Regions from separate parts of the Homo sapiens genome. Here region 1 is linked to region 2. A link is an interaction called in ENCODE POLR2A ChIA-PET data of the cell type or tissue named here. Cell type or tissue: OCI-LY7. All regions are shown on one strand. Each heading gives the region's core, and the rest is flanking DNA. Links, peaks and the distances in the headings are about the cores only. Region 1 has its middle 44 kb from the start of LINC01825. Region 2 has its middle 26 kb from the start of SLC39A10.

Region 1 (16,532 bases), core at 5,074-10,073, 150 kb before region 2:
TCAGAGCCACTATCCAATGTTAACAACACACATACAAAAGCAGCAGCTATTAATATAAGCAGAAGACAAGAGGGTTTTCTACTTTTCTCACTAAGGAAACCACATTTTGATAATTCTCCAGGTGGTTACAAAGAACAAACTCAAGCAAGAATGCTGGACTAAACTTAGTCCAAAAGGCTAATTGTGGAATGAGATGGAAAAAAAGAACAAAGGTCAATGGAAGAGAATTCTCAGTAGATATAGATTATTCAAATGTATAGTGCTTTTCATATTTCTCACTGAAGACTTAACACAAAAGAAATTAACAGGATCTATTTCTATTCTATGATTATGGAATTAGTACAGAAATAGTGACAAACTTCCATAGTGCATAAATCAAGAAAGATAAAAAGTATTTCTAATTCTTAATAGGAGCAAAGTCAAAAGGCCACAAGAAAAAAACTCAGCAGCAAGCCCCTTATTGCCTAGATTCACCAAAAAAAAAAAAGTACATACAGAAATTACCCTTTCTCCCTCTCCTGCCCTATGTGAAAACTGACTTGTGCTCTTCCCCTTAAGCATCTCTTTGCCTCTCGTTATAGGTTGAAGTCCTAACCCCCAACATCTCAGAATGTGGCTTTATTTGAAGAGAGGATTACCTTTGCAGAGGTAATCAAGTTAAAATGAGGTCAATATAGTGAGTCCTAATCCAGTATGGTTGATGTCCTCATGAAAAGGAGAAATTTGAAGACAGACACACCAAAGGAGAATGCCATGTGGAGACACAGGGAGAAGTTGGCAATCTACAAGCCAACGAGAATAGCCTGGAACAAATTCTTCCATCACACCCCTCAGAAGGAATCAACCCTGACTGCACCTCCATTGCAGAGTTGTAGCCTCCAGAACTGTGAGACAATACATTTCTGTTGTTTAAGACGCTAAGTTTACGGAGTAAATTTCTGCTTGTTACAGCAGCCCCAGGAAACTATTACACTCCACCTCAGCATTTTCCTCCAGGCATCCCTCAACCCTGTTCTTCCAACATTTCCCAAGAAAGAAAGAAAAAAATATTACTTCACATATGTATATTATAAATCTTGCCATTTCATTTGCCTTCTTTTAACATCAGTGGGTAATCTTACCTCACAAAGTTAGATGTAATATGGAAAAACCTCTACAATTTTCAAACCCATAATAATCAAGTTCTATAATCACCAAAAAAGAAAAGTACAAAAGAAAACCAATGGTGAGAACTCTTATAAAGCAAGTACAAAGACAAAATTGGCTATGCACTATCATTAACAGAAGCTATCACGGCTCCTTTGTAATCTTAAGCAGCTATTCCATGATCTTTTCTCTCGCAATGATGAACCGAACTTTTGATAAAATATTTGATCTCCTTTTAGCCAAAACTCTTCTTTATAAGCCCATTTAATATTCCAGAAGGATTTTCTTTCGTTTGAAGAAATATAAGTTTGACATTCTAAAGGCATTTGTATTTTAAAGCCTACAAAAAGATTTTTGGAGAGTACCTGGTGAAGTACCGACTTGCCCCTGTGGCTCAAAAGTTCAATTATTATAGACATTTCACTCAGAACAGCATTTCTGTCTTTTAACCTTCATCTAAATAAATGTTCATTTTTATAAAAATGTTCATTTTTCTTTCACTATGATAGAGCTCAAGCCCTTGCAATATGTTTTAAAAGTTGTAGGAGATATACAATTATACTTTTTTCCTTTATTCATGGTTCTAAACAGTTGTCTACATCCCAAAATAAGATAAAACTTTGTTTCCTGCAGATCCAAGTTTCCCAAAAAGATATCAGTAAGAATAGATTGCAATTCTCTCAGAATGAGCATGTATCAGGCAAACATATCTCTTTTATTGTGTTTTTCTGCTGAAACACAAGAAATAGATACCCTAATTTTGGAAAGCTCACTCCTATAAAGACATTTCTAAACTGTGAGAAAATTAGCTCAACAATGAGGAATGAAACTCTCTTCCAAAAACATTTACACAATTTGCAAAGAGATGGCTAAAGCACATCTTAACGGGCAGATTGTGTTTGTTGTAGGTGGAAAGAGCTACAGAAAAGTGATTGAACATGACAAGACTCAGCTTTTAAAACCTGACTTCATTTGGCATCTAATAAAAAGAATCATGCTTACTTAATTCATGGCATTTTTCCCATATGAGAAACAGTAAAATTCAAATGAAGCAAAAAGAATAAAGTTGACAAAGATACAGTTTGAAAATGTGGCTGAAAACAAACCAAAGGTAAAATGACCTTGACTACCGTAATAGTCAGGGTTCTTTGTACCTAACAGAAACTGACTCTACCTAACTTAAGCAGAAAGAGAATTTACAGGAAGAATATGGTGGAGCTCAAAGAATAAAATAGCCAGAAAGGACAGGAGCAGAATATCTCTAGCAATCTAGGTAGCAAGAACTAATGGGCATTCTGCCTGGACACTATCATTGGGTAAATCCACTTTAACTGCTTTTCCATCTAAATTAAGTCTAGGAAAAATCTGATTAGCCTACCTTGGTTACTCACCTAGAAGAGTTGAGAACCCTTTGACCAAGGTTGCTTGTAATGTGAGAAAGAGAAATTGAGAAGTGTTTAAGAGGAGAAGGAGAAATGGATGTTGGGTTGCATAAGTAAGTAAATAAATAAATAAATAAATAAATAAATAAACATCCTCTTTAAGTAAGCTCATATCACAGTATAATACATACTCTACGTATTTTTGGAGAGAAAGTTTTTAAAACTTGCATTTCACTTAGCAATGACTTTATATAAAAGGCCTGGTGAACTTTTTAAAATGTTTATTAAAACTACAATTAACCTAAGTAAAAGTTTTTGACACACTAAAAAACAGTTACTGACCGGGCGCAGTGGCTCATGCCTGGCCTGTAATCCTAGCACTTTGGGAGGCAGAGGCAAAAGGAACACTTGAGCTCAGGAGTTCAAGACCAACCTGGGCAACATGGTGAGACCTCATCTCTATTTAAAATTAAATAAAAAACTAAAAACAAGAAAAAAAAACAGTGACCTGCAGATTCTCCTATATTTGCAAGTTAGCATGAATATTTTAAGTAGCTCCTGAATGTACTTTTGAACTTTTATAATCTAAAGAAACAGATATTTGTGCACTTTAAGAATAAAAGTTCAAAACTTACATTTTGAAATCATGCCTTGACATTGTCTCACCTTACACTGTATTACAATACAGGCTCTAGGACCGTGGACTGTTTTCTATGAAAATATGTTCAGGACTCTTGGATGTGTGATCCCAAGAAGGATTTAAAGCTGTAATCTGGGCTGAGCACAGTGAATTATGCCTGTAATCCCAGCTCTTTTTGAGGCCAAGGCGGGAGGATCACTTGAGCCCAGGAGTCCAAAATCAGCCTGGGCAAAATAGTGGGACCCCTATCCTACCAAAATAATAATAATAATGATACTTCAACTGTGCAGACATTTCTTATAAAAATTCATTCTCAATTTTGCCTATTTTAGCTAAACTTTTGCAAATACTACCTGATCAGAAAGTCTACATCTAATTTATGATTTTGAGCTTGGAAATTAGGCAGCATGAATTAGGCAGAAAAAATAAATTTGAAAAATTGTACAGCTCAGATTCTGAGGTTGATTTAGGAACTACTATTCAAGCCACAAGATAAAGATTTTGCAGTTAATTACTAAAACATTTAATACTTCTGGGCATGAATAAAAGTATAAAAATGTAGTACTGATCTAATATTTTCAAAAACATACTAAAGGCACCATTCAATGGAGCAGACATTTAACAATAATCTTCTGCCAAATTCTGGGGCTGGAAAGATGAATAAGACATAGGTGCTCCCCCCCTTCCAGTCACTCAAAATTTAGAAGCCTTGTAATATATAATTGTAATTTTATATGGGAAGCAATAAAAGAATTACGTACATGATGCTGAAATAGTATATAGAAGGAACGGCTTCTTAGGAGATGGATGTTTGATTGACTTTGAAAGATGAAAAGGTAATCAGAGTGGAAAAGACTTGCCAACCAAGAAAACAAATAATAAAGGCCTTGAAATAGTAGGAAACATGGAGAGATATAGGAAAGGCAATAAATGTGCTATTGCTAGAGCATGACTTTGAAGTGACTACAGAACTAGTAGCTAGACTCAGGGCCATATCAAAAATGCTTTTTATGCTATAATAAGGAATTTTAACTTAATCTTACAGGTCAGCATTTCCTAAGCTATCTACCCTAAGAACAAAAAGCTCCTTTGAAGAATTTCTATAAATGTTCATGCTCAACCCAATAAGCCTGAGAAATACTGCATACTAAAATTCTACGTAGTAGACATTACAGGTGAGGGCCAACATCTATTTCACCACCTTTTCAATAAAGTTTCATTGCAGCTTGAGGAACTGATTCCATCTGCAGAGAAGGGCCCTGATGAGTCTAAGCAAATACAATATGTCTCCCTTGCCCAAGATTGATTAAGGAACTGTGACCTAGGCCAATCAGCACAGGACATTCTCCTGGTGACAGTTACTGGTCCAGAGTTGGACCTAAACTATTACAGTTGACCCTGAAACAACATGGAAGTTAGAAGCATCAACCCTACACACAGACAGAAATCTGCATAGTACTTTTGTCTTCCCAAAAACATAACTGCTAACAGTCTACTGCTGACCAGAAGCCTTGCCAATAATACTAAGAAACTGTTATTTTTAAAAATCATAGAGAAGAAAAAATACATCTACTACACATTAAGTGTAAGTGGATCATCATAAAGCTCTTCGTCCTCATCATCTTCATGTTGAGTAGGCTGATGGGAAAATAGAAAGGGAAGGGATCTGTCTTGCTGTCTCAGAGGTGGCAGACTGGGGAGGAAATTCAAGTATAAATGAATTCAAGCAGTTCGAACCTGTGTTGTTCAAGGGTCAATTGTACATCAGACTGAACAGAAGTACTATTGTTCCATGATTGTAGAAAAACACTCTCTTTCTCTCCCAGAAGGCTTAAGTGAGAATAAATACAGCTTAAATGCTATAGGAAATGGGCAATGATCCTATGACTACAAGAACCAACCTCAGGATGATATAAGGGTGGATGGCAGAGCAAAAGGTGAAAGAACCAGTCTTTGATGCCATCATTGAATTGCTGGATCTAAAGAGAAGAATAAGACCTCATTTATGATGTCAACAGGGTCATTCATTCTTACAGGGAAGAAGGCACATATACAGTAATTTCAAAACACTTTAAAAAGTACTATAGTAGGCCAGGCAAAGTGTCCCACACATGTAATCCCAGCACTTTAGGGGCCAAGGTAAGAGGATCACTTGAGCCCAGGAGTTCAAGATCAGCCTGGGCAACATAGTAAGATCCCATCTCTACAAAAATAAAAATTAATTAGCAGGGTGTGGTGGCATGCCTGTAGTCCTAGCTACTTGGGAGGCTAAGGTGGGAGGATCACGTGGCTGGGAGGTCAAGGCTGCAGTGAGCCGTGATCACAACACTATACTCTAACCTGGGCGACAGACCAAAATTGTGTCTCAAAAAGAAATTAAAAAATAAAAATAAAATAAATGAAAAGTACTATAGTAAATTTTAGTACAGAAATGAAAAAACAAAGAAGAAGAGACTGACTCTCCTCTTTGTTTTTTGGCTCTCCTCTTCTTTCTAGTCAAGGCCAGAAAAAGCTTTACATGCGTTTCACCTAAATCTTGAGTAATGTACAGGAGTCCACAGTCTACAAGTTCAATTTGTTTTCATACACTGATATATTTAGCATTTTATATTATAGCCAAGTGGTCATAAAATTATGAAAAGTAAAATCATTTTTAAATGGAGGTGCTGACAAGTTGCATATGAATTTAAAATGCATTAAACATAGTTTATGATTTAGTCTCATTATACATAGTAGGATTGAAAAGGGAGTTTTTTAGATCTAACAGTCTAAGAAGACATAAAACACCTAGAATAAAATAAAGATTTGGAACTACTCATGCATATTTTTTTCTGCATTTTAAACAACATACTGTCATTGTAAAAATCATGTGATTTTATCTCCTATTTTTTCAGTTTTGCATTTATATTTTATTTTACAGATACCATTCTATACAGTGGAATTTCACTATTTGCCTGAGTTTAATGCCATTTCTCAAATACCAATAGCCAATCATGATACAATTTAAATTGCTTGAAAAGGATTTTGTGATGGGCAATATAAAAGGCCATGGGGATCCTTTGAATATGTAGTCGAACTTTTTAGTTCTCATTAATACAATAAGCCTTGTAATCACTGTTCAGCGAACTATACCTTTAATGTTGAGTTATCTTCCCATAAGTAAAATGTCAATTGTGCCATAAATGCCATTTGACTTGGGTTTTGTTTCTGCTTAAAAAAAGGGTATACAAATTATAATTGATGATATCATTTATTGCCTGAAAACACCAAACCTAGCAAGCTTTGTTTCCCCACCTAATGATTTAAGTGTGCTCTTACCCAGAAACATTCTGAAGAGTTTCTCACCACATAATAAAACAAAGTGTTATATTATCCTTATGACTTGTCAAAACCGAGGAATCGGAAAGAGACAGCCTGAAAAGGAAAACCACATCAAAGTTGTTTTACTTCCAGGAAAATGATTTGATCATTTAAAAATTTTAAAACTATTTTTCATATTTAATTGAATTTTTTAACCTAAGTTGTTGGAGATTGAAACATTCTCATCTATTTTATCTTAGCAAAATGAAGATAAATGTAAAAATGCCATGTGCATTCTTTATTTAAAATGACTCTTCTTTGTGGAATAGAGGCTTTAGACATAAAGTTCTTCATCTGTAGCAATATTTTGACTATCTTTATGCTGGAATCTTTATCCTGACAGTTGTGCAGCTGTACAGGTTTGCAGCTTTCTGAGCTAAACTCAAGAGGCTCTGAGTCCATGCCAGCTGTCTTTCAATTTCACATCAACTCTCTTGGTGCTTTGTCAGTTTAAAGCTTTTGCAAAGTTTGCAGGGCCTGAATTCATTAGATAAGGGAAATGAGTCATCTAAATCTTACCCAACCTCAACTGCCATAGACACTCACTATTGTAAATTTCCTTCAAGATTGAATTGGAAAATAGACCCCATGGGTTTTTGTCAGTGTTGGTATTTGATGATACCCTTGTAACAGCAGCTGCTGAAGCTGTGTGTACCTCAATAAATTCTATTTTAAATTCCCTTTCCTTCATATTTTATATATAAAATTGGAAGGCAACGGCTGCAATAATAAGGGCAAAAAGGTCATTTAAAGTTCAGTTCACCAGGCACATGATAGGCAACTCATCACAAAGGCACTTTTTAAAAATAATTATGGTTATTAGAAACAAAATCCATCTTGTTTTTAAAGAATTCTGCAGCATCTTAAAACAGGTAAGAAACAGATTGTCAGGGATAGTTAAGTTGGAACACAAAGCTTCAACAAACACAAGGATTTGACAATTCCTCTGGGAGTGAGGAGCAGCCTTATTATCACAAGCCATCACATTGATCTGTATTTTGGTACAGGAGGATCTTAGATCTGCAGAGACCCAGCCCTTACCACATGTTATTAGAAATATTTAAGTGCATGCCTGTATTTTAAACTGAAAGGGGGAAAAAAAACAATACTACATGGAACAGAAAAAAAGTATCGATAACATTCTGTAAGACTATAAATAAATGAGTGCTTCATCCCACAAAGATTAAAATCTGTATAAATTTTGCCTTCTGGAAGTACTTTCCAAGACATTGAGGAAAGAAAACATGAAGTATCAAAACAGGAGAAATGACAGAGAAATAGAAATCGCCTGCAGTAGAATTTCAGGTTATGTTAACCAAATGACATTTATTGCCCATTGCTTTTCTACAACTAAGTCATTACAGCACAGTGTGACCTAAAGCATGGTCTTCAGAATTAGAAAGAGCCACTTAGAATGTATATGATCTTGGGGAGTCTATTCTTACTTTCTGAGCCTTAGTTGCCTTGTTTGCAAAATGGGGATACTATCCAATTCATGATGCCATGAAAAATACTGCATGTCAAGTATCTGGCATATAGTTTATGAGCAAAAAAATGCTAACTATTAATTTTTAATGGCCCTGTAATCCCAGCACTTTGGGAGGCAGAGGCAGGTGGATTACAAGAGGTCAGGAATTCGAGACCAGCCTGGCCAACATGGTGAAACTCAGTCTCTACTAAAAATACAAATATTAGCCTGGCGTGGTGGCAGCACCTGTAGTCCCAGCTACTCGGTAGACTGAGGTAGAAGAATCACTTGAACCCGGAAGGCGGAGGTTGCTATGAGCCAAGATCGCACCACTGCAGTCCAGCCTGGGTGACAGAGTGAGACTCCATATCAAAAAAAAAAAAAAAAAAAAAAAATTAATGGATGCCATAGTGTAAAAACTTTGTAACTGTATTGTTGCTGTCTCAATTTATAACCCAGAGTAATTATTAAACCTATTCCTGGGAAATTTGGGGAAACTAGAGTGTCTATTGAAGTTCTCTTTGTGTATACCACTCATTGCCCTCTTGTGATGGGGAAGGAAAATACATGTAATGAAGAATTTAAGACATCTAACCAGTCAACTAGATACTTACTAGAGAGGCCCACAAGCTCTAATAATGCTGTCCAATAGTGCTTTCTCCAATGATGGAAATGTTCCATATCTGCACCATCAAATATGATAATGACTACATACTTGTGACTACTGAGCATGTGAAATGTGACTAGTGCCAACTGAGTAAACAAATTTTTATTTTATTTCAAATAATTCAAACATAAATAGCCATATGTGGCTAACACTGTCATATTGTGTAGCACATCTCTGATTGACACTTTCATTAGAACTTCTTAGGGAACATAAGAGAAAAGTAGATCTGAGTGAATAAAAATTCAGTAAAGATATCAAAAGGCCTGTTCCCTTAATGCAATCCCTGGATCTTTAGAAACATGTTACTTACTGAGCTGTGATGCATCAAAACTTCTAATGGAATCAGCAGGGGCTTTGCCAAGTAATATGAGAGAAGTGATGAGCTACTCAGATAGTTCTGCCAAAGTGCGGTGGAGAGCTCTGCCCAAGTGTGGTGGAGAGCTCTGCCCAAATATGGCAGAGACAACTGTCAGCTGCTTGATAAGATGAAAAATAGCAGGACTCTTTAGAACTGCCATTGTCATAAGCTTTCCAAAGAGGTATCCCTGAAAGAACCCAATGCCGACAGGAGCCACCTCCAGCAGAATCAATGCTTGACAATAAACAAGGAGTCATTGTTAGGGTTGGTTTGCAAAGACACAGTCACATCTTGGAAATCCTCGTCTCCTCTACTTTCAGTTGGACGTTATCCTTGTAGAAAAAGGATATGTGACCTAACATATGTTAGGATGTAAACTAACATATTCATAGGTTCTAGACACTAGGACAGCTTTAAGGGGCCATTATTCTGCCTAACCCTCACATACACACACAGTCCTACTGTAACAAGCAGACAGGATGATGTTTTGAGTCCCCAGGGAACAATGTCAGCTTAGACCCTATTTCCAACAATTAACAAAATATTTGAGTACTCCCCTTTCCAAAATATATGATTATCCAAGTAAATGGTCATAGGTCCCTTTGAGTAAGGAATGATGAAAGTGTTACTCCTTATATGTGCTATATTGCAGGATACTTCTTCCTAAGAATTTGACCTCCTTTCAGTCAATGGGTTCTGGATCTAAGAACTGGCTCAGGTCTGTCAACTGAACAAAAGATTATGACATTAAATTGCAGTGGCTGCTCTTAGCTTCCTAATCATTAATACTTGATTTCTTTTGGTTGTATAGATTGTAAAATACCATTGTTGACTACCCATCTGTTTTGCCCTTGGGAACATCATACTCTATCTCCACAGCTCACTCTGGGTCAGACATGCTTGGCTTCCACTCTGACCTTTGATTGTTACAACAATTGTATTCACCTTGCTTCTGATAGTTAAGTGCACGACCTGACTTCCGTTATTTCAGGATTATTTCATGCTCTTTACTCTTCATGATCCCACTTCTATAATATCTTCTACTGTCAGCCCTGGCCTACAGAGGAGTGCCACCACTGAACTCAAAACAAAGCTAGCCATTCTGATTACTGCAGTTCACATCACTATGGCTAATAGTTTCTTTTTTTTTTTCTTCCAGCAAGTTAAAGATGTCACCCCATTGGGTTTTTTTTGTTTTGCATATTTTCTAGATAAGAATTGTGATTTATTGTATTTGTTCTTCCCTATGTAATTTGTCTTTTTTTCTTTGACTGTTTTCAAGACTTCCTCTTTGTCAGACTACTTCCAGCAGATTGAATATGATATGCCTAGAGATGCGTGTGTGTGTGTGTGTGTGCGTGCATGTGTGATTTTAATCATGCTTGGTATTCTTTGGTTTTGGTGTTTAATTGAATCTTTGCTTTAGTGTCTGTCATTAATTTTAGAAAATTATCAACTGTTGTGTGGTTGTTGTGGTGGTGGTTGTTGTTATAAGGGTGGAAGCATGCTCTTTTCAAGTTTTTGTTTTGTTATGTTTTGTTTTCGACAGGGTCTCACCCTGTCGCCCAGGCTGAGTACGGTGGCATGATCACAGCTCACTGCAGTCTCAACCTCTGGGGCTCAGATGATCCTCCCACCTCAGCCTTCTGGGTATCTGGGACTACAGTCACGTGCCACCACACCAGGCTAATTTTTGTGTTTTTAGTAGGGACGAGGTCTCACTATGCTGCCCAGGCTGGTCTTGAAGTCCTGGGCTCAAGCAATCCGCCCACCTCAACATCCCAAAGTGCTAGGATTACAGGTGTGAGCCACCACACCTGGCCCTTTTCAGCTTTTTATATGCTAAGCAGAATCCAAAATCCCCTTAGTACTTTGACAAGTAAATTCTGTCCACTCCACAGAACATAGTCAGCTGGTGGGTGGTCTAGCCTTACATAGTATATCCATTCTAAAATTCTCTGAGCTTTCTGATTGTTTTTTCTGTGGAAGTTATGGCATTTTTACTTTTTTGCAATGTGGACCATAACATTTTCCAAGTTTCTAAGCTCCAACGCAGAATGCTATTTCACCATCTCTTAAGGTCTTTTCAGTGTTAAACCCTGTATCATGATACAGTGATCTCCTATCAGTAAACTCTCCCTTATTCAACTTTCTCTTTTGAATCAGCACCCTTAGAATCCAGTCCCGTATAGACTCTTCAGTCCCTGCTAGTGTATGTTTGCTAGGTCCTGCAACTCCTTCCATCCCTTTGCTTGCTTACCAGGCTCAGCACTTCCCCAGACATTTCATGTTGTAATTTGACCCCTTGCTATTTGTCAGGAAATATAGGAAGGAAGGTAAGGGTATATTCTGGAGGGGATGGGGGGGTTGGTGTAGACACTTTTTTTGCAAGGAAGAAACCTCTCTCTACATTGTCTATAAGCAACCACACCTCTCTACAATGTCTAAAAGAAGGAGAAAGTCAAAGGTTTAGGAAAACATAAGAATTTTAGATTTTCAAGTGTATTGACCCAGATGTTCCTGTCAGTAATCGCACTCCTTTACAAACAGGGCTGTGGATTCTGTAAATGGACCTACCATGATTGAAAATTCAACTTTCTTTGGAGCTCTGACACAACTATAATTAAGCCCTGAGTTTAATCTTCAGCCTCTTCTGACCTCTGGCAGTAAATTAGAGTTTATGCTTCCAAAGAGGCCCTCTGGTTTTACCCTTCACCTTATAATGGTAAAAAATCATCCTTCCCTTTTTATTCTTTTCCTGTAATGCATTGATCCACCCCAGGGAGAGCCATCTCATTCAATAGTCTATAAATTATGATTTCACCTGAACCTCTCAAACACCTGACCTGTCATACCTGCCAGTGTTTTTCTTTTCAGCAGTATTCGATTACTTTTTATCACTCATGAAAGTTTTAAAAATTACAATGAAAATTCATGCCAGGCTCTATTAGTGCTCCAACTACCAACAGTGATGGTAAACCAATTCTTAAGTCTCATTTTAGAATCTGCTTCCTAGGACCCATGTTATTACTATATTATGGGCAGAATTTGCTGAAGGTTGGTCATTATTGGATTATTCCAACTTGCATCGTTGCTAAAAATATATAATTTATTGAACGTCACTAAGTGCTAGAGATGATGGTAAATGCTTTGCATATATCAGCTCTTTAATTCTTTCAAGAATACAAGACAATTAATATTATTTTAGCTAAAGCTTAGAGAAATTAAGTCCTTTGTCCAAGTCCTCACTGTTTGTAAATAACAGCTTCTGGGGTGATCTGTCCTCAAAATTAACGCCCCCCAAATACTGTGCCAGAGGGCCTTGTTAGAATAAAATAAACTACATGATACTATTAAGTTTCTGTAATCTAAAATCTTTGTATTCTGAAAATATATTATTACTTTTACTGATGCTCAAGCCTTGATGTCTTTCTGCCCAGGCACATACCTGGGATAGATTCCAAGATGCACTAAAATATCATCCAGATATAAGATAAGTTCTGTTTAAAAAAAAAAATACTTAATGTATTTAATAGTACTAGGAAAAGAGGATGGATGGATTAAGAACATCAAAAAAGTTTTTAGAATCCACTCATTAAAAACCATAATTGAGGAGGGAAAGAAAGAAGGGACCACACAAACACTCAGCCCAGGTGGTTAACTTTATCTCTGTCTCCGCAGCCCAGGAAAAAGTAGTCAAACCAAGTCAACAAGAATGCATTTCTCATGATGAAATATGTTGTTACAGACTCTGTAACATTTGGCTCTATTTTTCAGGAGAGCTAGCAAAAATTTTAGCCAACCACTATACAGGTAAAAAATAAGCAAAAGAAGATAAAAATACATGCTGCAAGTACTTCCAAACAACAAAACAGCTGAAAAAGTCAAGTAAAATTGATTTTTATTCAAATTGGGTTTACCCCTGTAAGGAGACTGTTGTCTCCTCTATTACAGACTGCATAGACATGCAAGCCAATGGTTTTAATTAGATTGGTGTGGTACACAGGCTGACTTCCGTATCAGATCAGTCAGCTGATACCTGGTCCAGCCCAGTTATTACAAAATAGGTAGGCAGATATTATAGATTTCCTGAACAGGTCAAAAATTTCTTCTGCCCCTATAAATGCTCCTCTGGGAAATTAAGTAAAGCAGTTACTTTCATGTGGGAACAACATGTGTGTTCTCTTTCAGTATCAGAAGCCTTTATGAGAGGTGAAGCCAGCTGGACTTCCTGGGTTGAGTGGGAACTTGGAGAACTTTTCTGTCTGGCTAGATGATTGTAAATACACCCATCAGCACTCTGTAAAAACGCACTAATCACCGCTCTGTGTCTAGCTAAAGGATTGTAAATGCACCTATCAACACTCTGTAAAAACGCTCCAATCAGCGCTCTGTGTCTAGCTAAAGGATTGTAAACACACCAATCAGCACTCTGTAAAACTGACGAATCAGCTCTCTGTAAAATGGATCAATCAGCAGGATGTGGGCAGGGGCAAATAAGGGAATAAAAGCTGGTCACTCCAGCCAGCAGTGGCAACCCGCTGGGGTCCCCTTCCATGCTGTGGAAGCTTTGTTATTTCGCACTTCACAATAAATCTTGCTGCTGCTCACTCTTTGGGCCCGCACTACCTTTATGAGCTGTAACACTCACCACGAGGGTCTGCGTCTTCATTCCTGAAGTCAGCAAGACCATGAACCCACCGAGAAGAATAAAGAACTCCGGGTGTGCCACCTTTAAGAGCTGTAACACTCACTGCGAAGGTCTGTGGCTTCACTCCTGAAGTCAGCAAGACCATGAACCCACCGGAAGGAAGAAACTCCAGACACATCTGAACATCTGAAGGAACAAACTCCGGACACACCATCTTTAAGAACTGTAACACTCACTGTGAGGGTCTGCAGCTTCATTCTTGAAGTCAGTGAGACCAAGAACCCGTCGGAAGGAATAAATTCCGGACACATTTAGACTGAATATCAGTATTTCTCCACTACCTTTAGGCTACTTCAATCCAACTTCATGGGATTTTTTTTTTTAATTAATGAAATTTGACAGTCAAGAGTCACTTTTTACTGACAGAAAAAGAGAAGTTAGAGAGGGAAGAGTGATTTCTGTGCTTGTGGATACAGACATTCTACAGTCTGGCTGAAGCTTATTTTCTTCACTTATTTTTCCTTCACTAGTCATTTTCTCCTTTCAAATAATTACAAAAACAAACAAGTCATTCAGTTCCAGCTCAACTCAAATTTTTATGTAATAAAAAAGATGGAATTATATGTTGAAGTCTCCTCACTGGTCTTGAAAAAGCAAACAGGATCTCTCTAGGAAATTTAGCCGTCAGCTTTACATTTTTATAGCTGCAAAGATACTGGTATAATCTCTTTGGTATTATCCAAGTAAGAACCATCGAGCTGAGTAATCTACAAGATTTAATTAAAAACATATTATGTCCCACTGGGACTTTTTTCCACATCACAGAGGTAAGCCTTGTAGAATGCAGAGCATTTAGTAAAATTTTGGTTCAATGTTAACATCACAGTCTGTGAACCATTTTGCAAGATTTGGTCCAGACAACAATGATAATAAAGAAGACCTTCCATTTGTAATTTAACAAAGTACAAGAAATAATTACCACTAAATTGTTGTCTCAAATAAAGTACATATAAATACTGTTCAATATATTTATTATTACATGCATAGTGCTTCAGGAACAACACTTACACGAACTTAACATCTTAACATCTGAGACACTATATAAAATTGCTAAAAATCATTGAACACTGGCGAATGTATGTCCACCCACACACACCCCCAACAGAATGATGTTCAATATTGAACAAGTGTCATATTATACAATACCATTTACCCATACTAGTTGAGAGAAGCAGAGATCATTCAAAAGAGACTAGCCAAAGCCTTTATACTTAATTGTAAGGTTACTGTAAGAATTTTCCCCATAGAACTACTTTTCTTGAAATATTCTATTTAGTTTCGAAGAGGAAAATTTTTCAGACATTAATTTGATTTCACCTGTATTTCTAGTCATTCATATAACTTTCTCTCTCAAAAAAAAAACCCTTAATTTTTTTATGTCAATGTTGTTCAGTAGGTGTTATTAATCCTTAATGTGTTAATGATCTTCCTTAGGATAATGTTCCCAACTCTTCATAAGAAGAAGAGTCAGTTCTCCAATTACCAAAATTAATTCTTAGTATGCAACACATTCTTAAGTCAGTTGATTTGAACTTGGAAATAATGTCCCCAGAGGAACAATCTTGTAAGTGGTGGTTTTGATCCCAGCCCAGATTATACAACCAACAGAACGAAATTCACCACAGCATCCTTCCACCATGTGTGTGGTGCTTTTTAGTAGTTAAGCACATCCATTCCTCCAGGTAGGGGATAGAAACGCAGTTGTCCCAGCTCCACAGTGAGAGCAGATAATTTCTGCTCTGGTCACAGTAGCTCAGAGTGGGGATCCAAGGATGTCCAGGGGCAGGCTGCTCTCCTGGGAGCTGTCCCCATGAAGGAGCTCCTTGCTGGGAGCAGAGGGAGCCTCAACCAAAGGCTTCCCAGCTGCTTCTGCTCTGCTCCCCTTAAAGAAGGCTCTCCAAGCAGCAGCCCAGGAGAGTCTTTACAATGAAAACTAGATCTTGTGGCTTTTCATATCAAAACTCTCCAAGGTTTCCCATCACACTTTGAAAAAAAATTCTAAGTCCTTACCCAGACCTGCATGATCTGGCCCCTGGCTGCTTCTCTGGTCCATTCCCAGCCAGTCTACCCCACCTCCCCACCCCACTCACTCTGCTCCAGCCACTTTGGCCTCCCTGTAATTTTTCAAACATTTCAAGCATGTGCCTACTTCAAATCCTCTGCCCCTGCTGATTTCTCTATCTGGAAAGCCCTCCTCTAAGAGGAGACATGGCTGGCTTCCTCACTTAATCTCCATCTCTGCTCTAATGCAACCTTCTTAGAGGAAGAGGTCTTCTCTGGTGGCTACAAAATAGCACTCCAGACACAATCAATTGCCCCACTTCATTTTTTATCACAGCACTTAATAGTCTCAGACTCATATTATATATTTGCTTATCTTCCTTAGGATAGTGTAAGCCCCATTAGGGCAAAAAAATTTTTTTACCACTTTATTTTCTTAAACAGTGCATTCCTCATAGTACACGTTTCACTATATGTGTCAAATAGATGAATGAGCAGTTTGGCTTTAAAAAAAATAAGAAAAAGAAAATGTTCACAAATCACAAGGCTAAAGTTAAAATTGGCTTCTATCACCTCAAAATTTACCAGCCAATCCCAGAGAATGGCGGTTGGCAATACAATAATTAAATATTTCTCTGAACAAAGAAAAGTCTGGAAAAATAACCAGTGATTTTTTAAATGAGTGTATGGTAACTTTCGTCTTATCACTTTGTGCCCTGATTGTAACCAGAAATGCAAAATGCTGTCTAAAACCGTACTCTCCCTACTCCTATATATTTTCCAAATTGTGCATATCTAT
Region 2 (16,532 bases), core at 7,436-12,435:
GCTTGAAGAATAGACAGAAAGGACAATAGCTAGAGATGCCACAGAGATAATGTCACCAAGCAATGATTACCTAGGCTAAGTCAGCTAAGCCTAGAGAGTATGATTGAAAGGGGTATGAGGAAAGTTAAGTGTGAAAGTATGTATGTAAATGAATCACTTCCCTTCAAAGTAGAATTTCAGATCCATTTAGTAAAAAGATCCATTGTATTCAAGGTTGCCCTGCCAAATTACCCAAGGGCATGTATTTTCATGACATTATTGGTCTTATGTGTGTTGTTTTCTTGACAATAGGAGTTTCCCTCCTAAGTGTAAGTAGTAATACTTAAATATTAATAAAAGAACATAGTATTTCCTTGTCCCCCACTACCCATCCTTACGCCGTGTTGTATAATTTATTGTAAATAAATTGTTAATGATACATTCTTGCACTAGAAGTGCACAATTTTTGGGTTCAGTATGTTTCTTAAATAAGAGGTCACAGTAAACCAAATACTTACTATGAAACAAATAACTGGTACTCCACAGTTACAATCTTAATGTGATTTTTACCTTGAGTTCATAGCTAAAGTTTGAGGCAATCCATTAATTGGATGCTTTAGCACTAAAACAGAAATTTGTCTCAGACAAGAAAACACTTTTTTGTTTTGTAAACTTGCTTGTTTTTGAATTTTAAATAGGGCAAAATGAATTTACCATATTATACACTTTTATGTGTATTATTCTTTTTTCTCAGCAACTTGCTTTTTAAGCCTTTGAAAATGAGAGCCTGAAAACACTGTGAATATGCTTGTAACATTGCAAAAATATTCCATCCAAGTAAGGAGGTTTTTGGTCATTTATTAAAAAAAATAACAATACAACCAACTAAACAAAAAACCACACACACACACACACACACACACACACACACACACACCGTCTTAGATATGCAGGTTGGGAAAAATTACATTAACGATTCAAAAGTTAAAGACTTTGTCATTTCCTAAAAATTTGTACTCAGGAATAAAATTAAGAGAAAGATCATTTACCAGTCAAAATCTTGTGATCCCTTCAGCTGTATTTGTATATAAAGAAGGCCTGGCCAGGTGCGGTGGTTCATACCTGTAATTCCGGCACTTTGGGAGGCCGAGGCGGGTGAATCACATGAGGTTGGTAGTTCGAGACCAGCCTGACCAACATGGAGAAACCCCACCTCTACTAAAAATACAAAAAATTAGCTGGGTATGCTGGCGGGCGCCTGTAATCCCAGCTACTCGGGAGGCTGAGGCAGGAGAATCACTTGAACCTGGGAGGCAGAGGTTACCGTGAGCCGAAATCGTGCCACTGCACTCCAGCCTGGGCAACAAGAGCAAAACTCCGTCTCAAATAAGGAAAAAAAAAAAAAAAAGGAAGAAGGCCTAAAAACAAGACAAAAAAATCACTAAAAAATAAAAAATAACTTAAAAAAAGAAGAAAAAAAGTAATAAAAGAAGGCCTGTTGTTTCCAGGTATTAAAGATACAAGATACGGTGATTGTCCACTCAGAAGGAGGGAGGGGGTGCACATTTTATTCAAGTCAGTAAACTTCAAGCCGGGCACGATGGCTCACTTCTGTAATCCCAGCACTTTGGGAAGCCGAGGCGGGTGGATCACCTGAGGTCAGGAGTTTAAGACCTGCCTGGCCAACATGGCGAAACCCCACCTCTACTAAAAGTACAAATATTAGCCGGATGTGGTCGATGGCGGGCGCCTGTAATCCCAGCTACTCAGGAGCCTGAGGCAGGAGAATCACTTGAACCCAGAAGGCGGAGATTGCAGTGAGCCGAGATCCTGAGATCCTGCCACTGCACTCCAGCCTGGGCGAAAAGAGAGAGACTCCATCTCAAAAAAAAAAAAAAAAAAAAAAGTTTAGTAAACTTCTAAAAGGGGCCGGGCGCAGTGACTCACGCCTGTAATCCCAGCACTTTGAAAGACCGAGGCGGGTGGATCGATCATCTGACGTCAGGAGTTCAAGACCAGCCTGGACAACATGGTGAAAACCCATCTCTACTAAAAATACAAAAATTACCCGGGCGTGGTGGCGGGCGCCTGTAATCCCAGCTACTTAGGAGGCTGAGGCATGAGAATCGCTTGAACCCGGGAGGTGGAGGTTGCAGTGAGCTGAAAATGTACCATTGCACTCCAGCCTGTGCGACAGAGGGACACTCTGTCTCAAAAAAAAAGAAAGAAAGAAAGAAAGAAAGATTTAAAACTGTTGACAACTTTTTTTCTTTTTTTTTCTTTTTTTTTGAGACGGAGTTTCGCTCTTGTTGCCCAGGCTGGAGTGCAATGGCACGATCTCGGCTCACCGCAACCTCCGCCTCCCAAGTTCAAGCGATTCTCCTGCCTCAGTCTCCCGAGTAGCTGGAATTACAGGCACCTGCCACCACGCCCGGCTAATTTTTTGTATTTTTAGTAGAGACGGGGTTTCTCCATATTGGTCAGGCTGATCTCGAACTCCGGACCTCAGGTGATCCGCCCGCCTCGGCCTCCCAAAGTGCTAGGATTACAGGCCTGAGCCACTGCGCCCAGCCTGACAACTTATTTTAATTAGCCAGTTATATAAGGAGTCCATTTTCACCATTATATGTCCCCACTCTTAGTCCTTTTATTAAGTACCTAATTGTGTGCAAGGCATTGCTATGGAAGATGAGCCAGGAAAATGCATATTTAAGATAAGATCTTTGTTCATTCCGGATTGCTCAGCGGACACCAGCAAAGCAGTGATACCAAAAATGGAGGAAAGCTCAGTGATGATACACTTAACCACATTTTTCTTTTTGGAGAACAGTCTCGCTCTGTCACCTGGGCAGGAGAGCAGTGGCACAATCTCCAGGGATCGAGCAATTCTCCCACGTTAGCCTCCTGAATAGCTGGGACTACAGTTGCCTGCGCCATACCTGGCTAATTTTTGTATTTATTGTAGAGACAGGGTTTCACCACATTGCCCATGCTGGTCTCGAACTCCTGGGCTTAAATGATCTGCCCTCCTTGGACTCCCGAAGTGCTGGAATTATAGAAGTGAGCCACTGTGCCTGGCCGGCCAAATTTTTACAAGCAAAGAGAAGCTCTTAATTTAAGTATATATGTACATTTTCCGATTTAAAACTAGGTGCTGATTTTATTTGAAAAATATATGAGGAATCACAAGCTCTTCAAAGCTTCAGGCCTCCTCTAAATGAGGCCCTCCCTTGCACTCTTAGTCTTGAGGAGATTAAAAGTCTCTGAGATCTTCTTATGTTTTGTGCACTTTATTATTCCCCTACAGATAGCAGTCTTATGACCAAAAACCCTAAAATGTGTCAGATTCCCCTTGTGATAAGGTCTTGCTCAGATTCAGATTGTCAGACCCTGACAGCAATGAATTCAATCCTGTCTTGATTGTCTGACTATATACTAGGGCTCCTTTCCAATTTCTTTTTCTCTTGATGGCTCTGTTCCTGAAGACTTGAGATGACAGTAACAAAATTTTAATTAGACATATAATGGAGAAAATAATACAAGTACTTTTTTTCAGGGTTGTAAGATAAGCATTACTAATCTATATATTATCTTAAAAAAAAACAAGACTTACATAATTATGTAGAAATGAAAGTAGAAGAGCTTCATTTAAATACCAAACCACCTATCTAGCTTTTAGGGAAGACCTCAGGCGTTTCTACTGCAGAGGGTAGGCTATAGTTAGAGTCAGCTGGAAAGTATTTGTGCAAGGTACAGATGAGGGTAAAAAGAATGCCAGGTAAAATATTATCAATGGGTAGTAATTTTCCCGAGCAAATTTCTCCAAAAGACATGATTTTTCTATATAGAGTTCCTCATCTGTATCCCAGGCTTACAGACTGGCTGGCAAGTTTTATTGCCAGGAAAATTGATAAATAGTTGTAGCCTGGAGATACGGTTTCTCTCCTTGCACATAAATGTCTTCCCATATCCCTTGGCTGTTTTTATCTCAAAGCATTAATCTGTATTTCTGGGGGAAAATATATTCATGATTATGCATCAGTATATTCTTAACAGCTCAAAGATTTGCCTTAAAATTGCATTTTAAAATATTACTTTTCTGAATTAAATGAAGAATTCACTATTACCTAGATCTGGAGTTTTGAACCAGAGATATGCAAGTTCTAATTTGCTATAATGACTCTAGAGAGTTTAGTCCTGAGCCATTTTTCAAAACATTTTGAAACAGTAGTTCTAGAAATCTGCATTAAACAAAACAAAATGACACCCCCACCCCGCGCCCAATGACTCACATCTACCTCAGTGATTAAAGCAAAATAGCTACAACTTCAATAATTGTCCATTCTTCCATTTTAAAATGGAATAAGCTATGAAGATGCCCATTTAAATTGTGCCAAATTTATGCCATTCTGTATACAGGAGGGCTGGCGATGTGATTCGAGCCACACCAGCTTCCCACCATTAGCAACACTCCCTAAAGGCAATTATTTTATCCAAATTAACATAACCCAGAAGACCTGAGTAGCTGAAAAATGAGGATGAGTGACTTCTGTTTCACTCTCCATGGAGCAACTATGTGAGGATGAGCAACTTCTAAGGATCTGCCAATTCTAACATGCCATATATGTTTCTTAATTTCTTTTTATTAACCCACAGCTAGACATTTTCTTGTATAATACAAAGTGAGACTGGGAAGGAATTGGAAACAAGACAGATAAGTCTGAGGGAAGGAAGATGTGCATTGTATACTGAATGGCCAGGAGCTGCATTGAGAATCTCTAAATACTGAGGGGCAGCAAAAAAGCACTGAAGAGGAAAAGAAATTCCAAAGATGGGAGAGGATGGCTATCTCATGCTTCTGGGACTGTCTACTGTGTGAACAATTTATTAAGTCCTTTGGGGAAGAGATCTCTCTTTAAAGAGACATTAAAATGCATTTTAGAAATATGGACCTCTGGTATAAGGAACATTTACAAAGATAACCGCTTTGCATTAGATCAGCAAAGTCAATGTCATTTCTACCATCTTTACTAATGCTACAATTAAAACATGTAAGTAACTACTTTAATGTTATAATTAAAGCATACATTGAAACAGTAAATATTTATGTACTATTCATCATCTGTAAGAAAACTGTGAGAAAGATTTAGATGTTCCCTCTACCCTGGGAGCTTATGAGATAACACTTGCAGGGTTGATGAATTGTCTGTACTTTGAACATATGAAATTCTCCAAAAACATTCATATATCACAGTTGCTCCATGGAGAGTGAAACAGTAAACTAAAATGCTTGAATCTTTTGCTACTTAATTTACTTTTCCCTTAGGAAAGTTTAAGATAAGTGAACTTTTAACATCTGGCTAACATCTTAAATTTTTACATATATTAATGATTGTTAAATTGCTTTATCACCTTAGCAGGCTCATCTTAGATCAACCAACAGCCACATCCACTTTAATTCATTACTGAATGCATATTTAGTATATATTATATGCCGGGCACTGTGCTAGGCACTGGGATACAGATGGAAACAAAAGGCCTCTGTCCTCATGAAACATACATTCTAGTGGAAAGACAAGTATAAAACAAATAATCGCAAGTAATTAATTGCAAATGTGATAAGCACTTTGAAGAAAAAGGATGAGGGTGAATGGGAAGGTGCTCAGGAAATTTCTTTCAACAAAAGTGAAAATTAAGCAGAGACCTGAAAATATGAGAAGTTAGTCTGGAAGAGATAGGGTGGACCAGTTCCTCCCATTTTCCAGGCGGAGATCTTGAATCTTCTTTACATTCTAACCCATTATTCTTAAGCAATGTTATCCAGTCCTACAGTTTCAAATGTAATCTAAAATGCTGACAATTCCAAAATGTATTATCTGATTCAGACTTCTCTTCAGAGCTTGACCTGCATAGTCCATTACCTACTTGGCATCTCCACTGATGTCTCTTGTGTATTAATATCTCAAACTTGAAATATCTCAATTATTAAGTCTTCATTCCTCATCACCACTTCCAAATCTGCCCCTCCTCCAAATTTCTCCTTGTTGGTAAAAGATACCTCCATCCACATAGTTGTTTGTGTCAGAAACTCAAGAGTTATCCTTGCCGGGCACGGTGGCTTACCCCTGTAATCCCAGCACTTTGGGAGGCCAAGGTGAGCGGATCACGAGGTCAGGAAATCGAGATCATCCTGGTTAACACGGTGAAACCCCATCTCTAAAAATACACACACACACACAAATTAGCCAGATGTGGTGGCGGGTGCCTGTAGTCCCAGCTACTCAGGAGGCTGAGGCAGGAGAATCGCTTGAACCCGAGAGGTAGAGGTTGCAGTGAGCCGAGATCACACCACTGCACTCCAGCCTGGACGACAGAGCGAGATTCCTTTCAAAAAAAAAAAAAAAAAAGAGTTATCCTTGACCTTCAACCCACCCCCACACACATCTTACACAGTTTATAGCCAGGTCCCATCAATTCTACCTCCAAAATATATATCTCAAGTCTGTCTCCTCTCTTTGACACTGCTTCTACACCAGCATATTTTGCTTGGATTACTGCAGTAGCACCAATAAACACAAACTCAATATTGTCTGAATACAACCACAGCTCTGGAGCCACAGACAGCATTCTGGAGGAGATTCTTTTATCTCAGTATATGTCATGGCAATTGCTTTGTTCTTACATTATACAAATGATTCAGCAAACTTTCTTTTCTGATGGCTAGTAAGGCTATCAATAACTTTCTTTTAAGACAATCTCGCTCTTGTCATCCAGGCTAAAGTAAAGTGGCGATTGTAGCTCAATGTAGCCTTGAACTCCTGGGATCAAGCAATCCTGCTTCAACCTCTCAAGTAGCTGGGACCACAGGTGCATGCCACCATGCCTGGCTATTTTTTATTTTTTTATTTTTTATAGAGATAGGGGATCTCACCATGTTGGCTAAGTTGGTCTCAAAGTCCTAGGCTCAAATGATCTGCCCACTTTGGCCTCCCAAAGTGCTGGGATTACAGGAATGAGCCACTACTGCACCCTTCCAAGGCTATCAGTAACTTAAAATTAATTTTTCCCTGTGGTACTATATAGAGAAAACTCATTTTATATGTGTGTGTGTGTGTGTGTGTGTGTGTGTGTATGGTTTGGGTTTTTTTTTTTTTTTTTTTAATAAACTGAGACAAGTTTAATAAACTGAGACAAACTCCTGGGCTTTTGACTGACTGCATTCAAGTTGGGGTTCCCACAACCCCCTCTTAGGATTCGATTACTTTACTGGATTGTCTCACAGAACTCAGTGTAGCATGTTTGTTGGTTTATTATAAAGGATACAGATGAAAAGATGTGTAGGGTGAGGGATGGTGGAAGGGATGCAGGGCTTCCATGCCCTCCCTGGGCACACTACCCTCCAAGAACCTCCAAGTATTCCGCTATTCGGAAGCTCTGTGAATCCTGTCCTCTTGGTTTTTCAGAGAAGCTTCAGGACATCAGCACTCCTTTGCCCATAGGGTGGGAGCCTTTCAGAGAAGGGTCTTAAGACCCTTAATCAGAAAGTCGGGGAAACATTAGAGTAGAAGAAGGGCAAGAGAAGGTCAGAGGCCTGCCAGAGAGGCCTAACACACCCAACAGTGTAACAAAAGACTGCAACAAGGGCAATGGTAGTTATGAACCGGGAACCATGGACGAAAACCATTATGTATCATAACACCACAGGCACCTAACCAAAAGGAAGAATTTGAGGAAGAAATTATTTTCACACGACTACTGGAAGAACTGAACTGGTTATTTCACTTGACATCTGAGTTTAAAATGTCAAGTCAAATATCCTACTAAAAAATTCAATCTCTAATTAAAACACCAAACATATTTTGGCCCCAAGCTGTACAGCTATTTAAAAAATATATCAGCATTTGGCCTGGTGCGGTGGCTCATGCCTGTAATCCCAGCACTTTGGGAGGCCGAGGCAGGTGGATCACTTGAGGTCAAGAGTTTGAGACCAGCCTGGCCAACAGGGTGAAATCCTGTCTTTACTAAAAATACAAAAATTAGCCAGGCACGGTGGCAGGCACCTGTAATTCCAGCTACTCAGGAGGCTGAGCAGGAGAATCTTGAACCCAGGGGGTGGAGGTTGCAATGAGCTGAGATCACGCCACTGCACTCCAGCCTGGGAGACAGAGTGAGACTCTGTCTTAAATATATCTATATATCTATATATATAGAGATATATATATCAGCTTTATGACATAGAGCTAGAGAGTTACAAATATAAAAATAAAAATAGAATATATATACAGCTAATTTTTATAACACCCTCAAAATACAGTATTACTTCAAAGTTTAAATAACTTGTACTTAAAAAAAAGAGAGATCAAATTGTTAAACGAAATTGTAACATAATTCATTTAACCATAATGTAGAGTTGTTGATAACCACCCATTTTTTCTGTTAGTGCTTAAAAATACTTAAACATGCTATTGAATGAAAATATATTAATCCTTGCTGGGTCTTTAAAGTGTTTCCAAAAAATATCCTTAAAAGCAATCTCAATTTGTGATCAAGAATATTGACCAGTATATAACATCTATGTTCATTTGCAACAGAGATGTGGGAAAAGTATTGGCATTTACGCAAGATCAGTTTTATTCCATTCTGAGGTAGAAAGCAATGCAAACTTTTATAGATATACTGATCATTATAAAAGACAAAGCAACTAGATTATATTTATGATGTAGGGTGAAAATTTTCAGTAAATGCACAACTACTACTATATGTACCATCACTTATTATCTTTATAGCACAATTGCTATAGCTGCTTCATCTTACCATGACTGTAACTCTTTGTGTAACATAATATTTATTGCTGAGGCTCTTTGTTCAGGGAGTTTATTTTATTATTAATTTATTTATTTATTGAGACAGGATCTTGCTCTGTCATCCAGGCTGGAGTGCAGTGGCATGATCATGGCTCACTGCTGCCTCAACCTCCTGGGCTCAAGCAATCCTCCCACCTCAGCCTTCTGAGTAGCTGGGACTACAGGCATGTGCCACCATGCCTGGCCAATTTCTTTTTTTAAATTTTGTAAAGATGGGGTCTCACTATGTTGCCCAGGCTGGTCTCAAACTCTTGGACTCAAGTGATCCTCCCACCTCGGCCTCCCAAAGATCTGGGATTATAAGCATGAGCCACCACACCCATCATCATGCCCAGCCTGTTTTGTTATTCTTATCAAAGCTTTTTCTGTGAAATTTGAGTGGTAATGTCAAATACAAAGGTCACCAGCTCTCATTCTACTTCCTTTTTTTTTTTTTTTTTTTTTTTTTTTGAGACAGAGTCTCCCTCTGTTGCCCAGGCTGGAGTGCTGTGGTGCCATCTCGGCTCACTGCAACCTCCTCGTCCCGGGTTCAAGTGATTCTCCTGCCTCAGCCTCCTAAGTAGCTGGGACTACAGGCGCTTGCCACCACGCCTGGTTAATTTTGTATTTTTAGTAGAGACAGGGTTTCACTATGTTGGCCAGGCTGGTCTCAAACTCCTCAAACTCCTGACCTAAGGTGATCCACCTGCCTTGGCCTCCCAAACTGCTGGGATTACAGGCATGAGCCACCACACCTGGCTCTACTTCCTTTTAAACAATTGTAGTACTTGATCTACTGATGTGAATTACGATTCATGGTTTCATCCATTTCTCTTAGAGTCTAGACCCATTTCTACCCATGAAGTTGGTCTCTTCATCTGGTGATGAAAAGATAGCACTTATTTATTTTGAAACCTCTAAAATAATTCTGATGTGGTAATTTCTACTCATTTCAGAGTTCCTTTAAATTAAAATATGCAATTCAATGATATTTAATGTTTGAGTTTAAAACATCTTTGTCATTCAGTTTTAGAATTATTATACATTGGAGGAGCTGAAAGTTGATTGATAGAGATTGTTATTTTCCTAAAACCATCCTTTATAACGGGGACTAGATTCTCCTTGTAGAGATAGGAACTTGGATCTTGCAAGGCACAATTAGCTGTGAACCATTTCTGCTTTTCTGTGTGCTTTTCACACAGAGGGGAAATGGATAAGAGAGCTAAAAAAAATAATTTTTTCTATCAACAAGACCAGTTTTTTCTCTTCTATTTCTCTGATGTAATCATTTTGTCTTCTGAATCTCACAGTGAAACAGGAAATTTTCTCTGACCCCTTCATGGGCAGGAACTAGAGTGTGGGCACTAGAACTAGTCAGCCATTTCAGTGGTAGCAGCAAACTCCACTCCACTCAACTCAAACCTGTTGCATTGCGCTCAACCCCTCGTGGGAGGGAGCACGCAGGTGAGCGGTTGCAGGAGGCTAGGCTAGTGTTTTCAGCACCGGCAGGAGCAAAACTCCATGTGGGACCCGAGGCAGCGTCTAAGAGGGAATACCGATGACCCCTGAAGCCCCAGAAGAGTGGTACAGTGAGGCTCTTTTAGTTTTTGCCATCTGCAGACAGGCTCAGTGGGCCCTCTGCCTTTTTGTGTGAGATAGTTGCTCTCTGCCAGTGAGGGCAGAGGGTCTAGTGTGACAGCCTGCTGTATCCCGAGCTCTTGTCCAGCATCCAGGAAAAATCAGGTCACAGGAAAGAACTGAAGGATAGTAAATGTGGGAGGTTTTATTGCCAATGGAAGTGCCTCTCAGCGGGAAGAGGAGCTGGAAAGGGGATAGAGCAGGACAGTATTCTTCCCCTGAAGTCCGGCCATCTTTGCTGGACTCCACTCTGAAGTCCCGCTGTCGAGCTGTCCCTCTGAAGTCAAACTACTTCTCTCCAACATTCAGCTGCTTCTTCTCCTCTTGATGTTTAGCTGCTTCTGGGGTCTTTATAGACACAGGGTGGGGTGGGGTGAGGCCATGGGTGGGAAAACAGAGATATCAGTTCTCGCTTTAGGCCATGGTCTCAGGCTTTTCGGCTTGAGGGTGGGGCTTCGCCAGGGACCCTGCCCTTTTCTGCCTAGAATTTCTCTGCCTCCTGTCCCTATCAACAGTGTGATATATAAAGGTTAAAGAAGAAATTCAGATTCAAAATCTTCAAACTCACATGCAGGTATCAAAAGATAGAGCAACTTTATTTTGAAAAGAACTCTGCTGTAACCTGAAAATTTACAAACACAAATATGTTTTACTTATCTTACTAAAGACCACATCCCCAGCTTTGGTGGTAGAACACTGGTTGTGTTAACACAGAATAACGAATACTTTTCTATTGATCTACGTAATCTGATTCCATTTCCTGACGCTGGATATATGCCAAGGGTTTTGCTCCTAAACACCTGGTTACTTTCTGATCCTGATTACTATATAACAGAGGAATAATGCTTCATAGTCCTTGAATTTTTAGTGTTATATTCTCATCCCCTTAAGTGTTCTCATTATGTTTTTATTAAAATTTAATTTTTTCTCTTTTATTTGATTTGCCTTCATATAAGCCACCTGTTTTAGTTGTTCAACTTGATGTGCCTCCTTCCAGCTACTGTGCCTTGTTAAATGACTTGTAATAATTTTATTTTGCTTGCTGATTTCAGGGAGTTTAGAATGTATCAAACTCTGGTAATCAGGATTTTGGGTCTTTTGAATATTGATGTATTGACAGAAATGTAAGAATATGTATGAGTAAAGATGCTTTCAACTGTAAGGAACAAAAAATCCTTCTAAAAGTCACTTGATAAGGAAAATTTTTATCTCATATAATAAGAATTCTAGCGATAGGACAGTTTCAGTGTTGAGTAATTCAGTGGTTCAACATTGACCTCAGGCCAGGTGTGGTGGCTCATGCCTGTAATCCCAGCACTTTGGGAGGCTGAGGTGGGTGGATCACTTGAAGTCAGGAGTTCAAGACCTGCCAGGCCAACATGGTGCAACCCTGTCTCTATTAAAAATACAAAAATTAGCCAGGCATGATGGTGGGTACCTGTAATCCTAGCTACTCGGGAGGCTAAGGCAGAAGGATTGGTTGAACCTGGGAGGTGGAAGTTGCAGTGAGCTGAGATCGCACCACTGCTACTCCAGCCTGGGCAATAGAGCAAGACTTTGTCTCCAAAAAAAACAAAACAAAACAAAAAACAAAACAAAACAAAAGAACACTGACATCAATTTGCCCAGATGTTTTTCATTTTTCCACTTTCCCAAATTCAGTGTGTTGAGTGTGTTGTTTGTCCTCTTGGGCAGGTTATTTCTAGGCTTCCCATATAGATGCCAAAGGCAGAAAAGGGAAATTTGTTTTCACTTCCACGTATCTTGTTAAAAGAAGAACCTTTCCTGGAGGCCCCTCTGGGTTATGGCCAGACTTGTGTCATGTATCTATTCCAGAACTAATTGGTAAGTAAAATGGAATATCAATTGGCTTAATTCAGCAGTGGTCCATGGAACCTGGGAGCCCTGAGATCCTTTCAGGGAGTTCACAAGGTTAAAATCATTTACCCTAATAATGCTAAGATATTATTTGCCTTTTTCACTGCATTGATGGTGCAGAAGCAGCAGTAGTGGATAGCACTGCCAGTAGTTTAGCACAAATCAAAGAAGTGGCACATACTAGAAGCCGTCTTCTTCACAGGCACCATATAAAGTTTCATGTTTTGATTGTTTGCTTGCTTTCCTGGCACATGCTAAAGTGCTTTAGTTATCTCAAGTCACAGTATCCCTTAAGTAATTGAATTGTGAGCTGAAATGATTGCTTTTTTTGTGGAACCCCCCCCACTTTTTTTTTTTTTTACTTGAAAGACTGACAAAGAAAATATGGTTATGTAGACTTGAATGTTTTGCAGACATTTTCTTGAAAATTAAAAATGTGAGCCTGCCATTTCAAGGAAAACAAAAGGCAGATAATGAAAGGATTTGTCTGAGATTGGTGTTGATATTAACAAAAGTGATTTTTTTACATGGTATGATGAAATGTATTTGAAAGATCTGCATAACTCAGTGAACCAGTATGATCAATGCATGATACAAAATCACAGATGGGTTAAAAGATCCATTCAAAATGCATACTAGGCCAAAAGATCTAAGGGGAACAGAGTACAAAATTTCACTTATAGGTTTTCTGATTTCACTTTGTAATTAACCTTCAGCAAACTACCACTTTTTTGAGTTTTAATGTAGTATTAAAGAAGAATATTCAAACTTATCTGAGATAGCTATTAAAATATTTCTTCCTCTTTCAACAACATATTTGTATGAGACTCAATATACATTTCAGCCAAGACAACAGACTAATGCAGAAGCAGATATGAGAATCCATGTCTTCTATTAGGCCAGGCTTCTTGACATTTTTTTCTTACTTTGAAAACTATAGTTATTTTTCTGTAAAATATTGTTATATCATATGTAATTGGTTTATTTCCACATGAAATAGTAAGTATTTAAATTTTTTTTATTTTTAGTTTCTAAAATGGTAATTATTGATAGATGTGACTCACATAAACAAATGCACTTTGTAGTCCTCAATAGTTTTAAATAATTGGCCTGGCGCAGTGGCTCACGCCTGTAATCCCAGCACTTTGGGAGGCTGAGGCGGGTGGATCACAAGGTCAGGAGGTCGAGACCATCCTGGCTAACACGGTGAAACCCAGTCTCTACTAAAAAAACAAAAAAAATTAGTTGGGCGTGGTGGCGGGTGCCTGTAGTCCCAGCTACTCAGGAGGCTGAGGCAGGAGAATGGCTTGAACCTGGGAGGCGGAGCTTGCAGTGAGCCTAGATCGCGCCACTGCACTCCAGCCTGGGCGACAGAGCAAGACTCTGTCTAAAGAAAAAAAATTAAAAAGTTTTAAATAATCCCAGCACTTTGGGAGGCCAAGGTGGGAGGATCGTTTGAGCCCAGGAGTTCAAGACCAGCCTAGGCAACATGGAGAAACCCCATCTCCATAAAAAATTAAAAAAAATATTTTTGAAGAGTATAAAAGGGCCCTGAAACCAGAAATTTGAGAACCATTTGGTTTAGACTAATAAAATATTTACCATTTGGGGCTTGGTTTTGGCCTCCCCTATGTACCTAATTCCCTCTAGTCTCAACTAAAAGCAGGATATTATTAACAAAGAAAAAGGGGAGGGAGTTGCTAATGGCTTGATGAGTCAGCAATGGTCTGCCACAGTTAAGGTGAATGAGAATTGTTCCAGTGGCATGTGGCAGTCAGCAAGCTGTAACCTCTTGGAAAATGTTGAGAAAAGATTATCATGTCTCAGGGACAGAGGCCTCACACTGCAATGCTCCTGGGCTGCCAAATTTTAGGGGAAAGCTTTCTCCATAAGCTGCATGTAGAAAGTGGACAGAGGCAGTTAGTTGGGGGATCAACTTGAGTCTCTGGCCTGCCTGTCAGAAACAAATGGCGGTCTTTGCCCCACATGAGAGGTATTTTGGTTCTTTCCCAGGGAACACAAAATATCTCATATATTTATCTCATACCAGGACTGTAGGGGTTCACTCAGCTTTACTGGGGCTCACTTCCAGGTTCTACAGTCAGCCAAGGCTGTTTTGAATGATGGATTAGTAATTATGCAAGAAAATGAATGCAGTGACAGTAAAGGGAGCAGGTAGAAATACAGTCAAACAATATTTGTATGAGATCAGAGAATAATGGTGGTCAAGAAAACAGTAATGGGTATATGTACAGCTCCTGTTGGAAGAATAGAGAAGTTATAATGCTCATTCTTAACCATAATTGAGGCACAACAGGAGCCAGAGGATTCAGGTTTTAAACAAGGGTTTCTTCTTTGGACATGTTGAGTTTAACATCCCTGAAGGTCTGCGTAGGTAGAAATGTCCACCAGGTAGTTGGAACTATGATTTGACCTTTAAAAAAGATTGAGCTTAGAGTCTCGGAAAGTGCAACATAAAGGCCATAGTCGAAGCTGCTGGAGTTGAGATTTCTTTCCCCATGTGAGATAATATGAAGTGATAAGACAAGTTAGTTAAAGTTAGGAACTTAGGAAATACCACTTAAGAGATGGGAAGAAGAACAATCCTGTATTGGAGACTAGAAAAGGTATTAGGAAGGAAGAGATCCTAGAGAAGATATTATCAAAGATGCTAAAGAAGAGAGCTCCCATAAGGAGATTGTTCTCAGTACAGTACAGGATGAAGACTGTGAAAAGTCAGTAAAATTTGCCAAGTAAGAGGTCAACAATAATTTTATTTATTTATTTTATCTACCAATTTTTTATAAATAAATAGAGACGGGACCTTGCTATGTTGTCCAGGCTGATCTCAAACTCCTGGACTCAAGCCATCCTCCTGCCTCAGCCTCCCAAAGTGCTAGGATTACAGGTATGAACTATTGTGCCCAGCCTCAAAAATAACTTTAAAAAATAAATAAGCTACTTTTTTAAACTTTTTTTTTAGTTTGTTTTTGTTTTGAGACAGTCTCACTCTGTCGCCCAGGCTGGAGTGCAGTGATGCAATCTGGGCTCACTGCAGCCTCCACCTCCCAGGTTCAAGCGATTCTCCTGCCTTAGCCTCCCGAGTAGCTGAGACTACAGGCACCTGCCACCACACTCGGCTAATTTTTGTATTTTTTTTTAGTAGAGATGGGGTTTCACCATGTTGGCCAGGCTGGTCTCGAACTCCTGACCTCAAGTGATCCACCCACCTCGGCCTCCCAAAGTGCTGGGATTACAGGCATGAGCCACCGCACCCAGCCTAAAACGGTTTTAAATTTACAGAAACATTGCAAAGATAGTACAGAGAGTTTCTATATACCCCCCATCCAGTTTGTCTTATTATTACCATTTTCTGTTCGTGTATTTGTTACAATTATGAACCAATATTGATATACGTTTATTAACTAAAGACTGTAGTTTATTCAGATTTTATTAGTTTTTATCAAAGGTCATTTTTCCATCCTAGAATCATATCTAAGTTACATTATATTTAGTCATTATGAGTCCCTAGTCTCCTCTTGCTTGTGACAGTTTCTCAAATTTTTCTTGTTTTTTGATGACCTTGGCAGTTTTTTTTTTTGTTTTTGTTTTTGAGACAGGGTCATGCTGGTGCCCCGGCTGGAGTGCAGTGGAACCATCGTAGCTCACTATGACCTCTAACTCCTGGGCTCAAGTGATCCTCCTGCCTCTGCCTCCTATGTAGCTGGGACTACAGGCACACACCACCATGCTTGGCGAATTTTCAGATTTGTAAAGATAAGTCTTGCTATGTTGCCCAGGCTGGTGGTGAACTTCTGGCTTCAAGCGATCCTCCCACCTTGGCCTCCCAAAGTGTTGGGATTACAAGCGTGAGCCACTGTATCTGACTGACCTTGACAGTTTAAGGAGGTACTGGTCAGGTATTTTGCAGAATGTCCCTGATGTTTTTCTCATGATCAGACTGGGGTTAAGAGTTTTGAGGAGGAAGACCACAGGGGTAAACTGCCATTTTCATCACATTGTATCAGAGCTATCTCCTAGCAACATGATTTATCATTGTTGATGTTGACCTTGATCTTTTGGCTGAGTTAGCATTTGTCAGGTTTTTCCACTTTAAAGTTACTCTTTTTCCCCATTTCTAGACTGTACTTTTTCAAAGGAAGTCACTATGGATAGCCCACATTTAATGAGTGG

Evidence for each region. Peaks named below come from ENCODE experiments on the same cell type or tissue, not always from the same donor. Only the 100,000 strongest peaks of a DNase experiment are listed, where the experiment ranks them.
Region 1: POLR2A ChIA-PET joins it to region 2 with 5 read pairs; 2 of 35 experiments call an interaction of 5 or more read pairs at or near these places.

The regions. Positions count from the first base shown.
Region 1 is chr2:195,480,199-195,496,730 of GRCh38, forward strand. No RefSeq gene overlaps it. Among named protein-coding and RNA genes, the nearest start is that of LINC01825, 44 kb to the right of the region's middle. In OCI-LY7, for the core only: a CTCF peak has its summit at 8,596; a DNase peak (open chromatin) is centred at 6,993.
Region 2 is chr2:195,623,025-195,639,556 of GRCh38, forward strand. It overlaps a transcript of SLC39A10 not described here. Among named protein-coding and RNA genes, the nearest start is that of SLC39A10, 26 kb to the right of the region's middle. In OCI-LY7, for the core only: no CTCF peak of the experiment used is centred there; no DNase peak of the experiment used is centred there.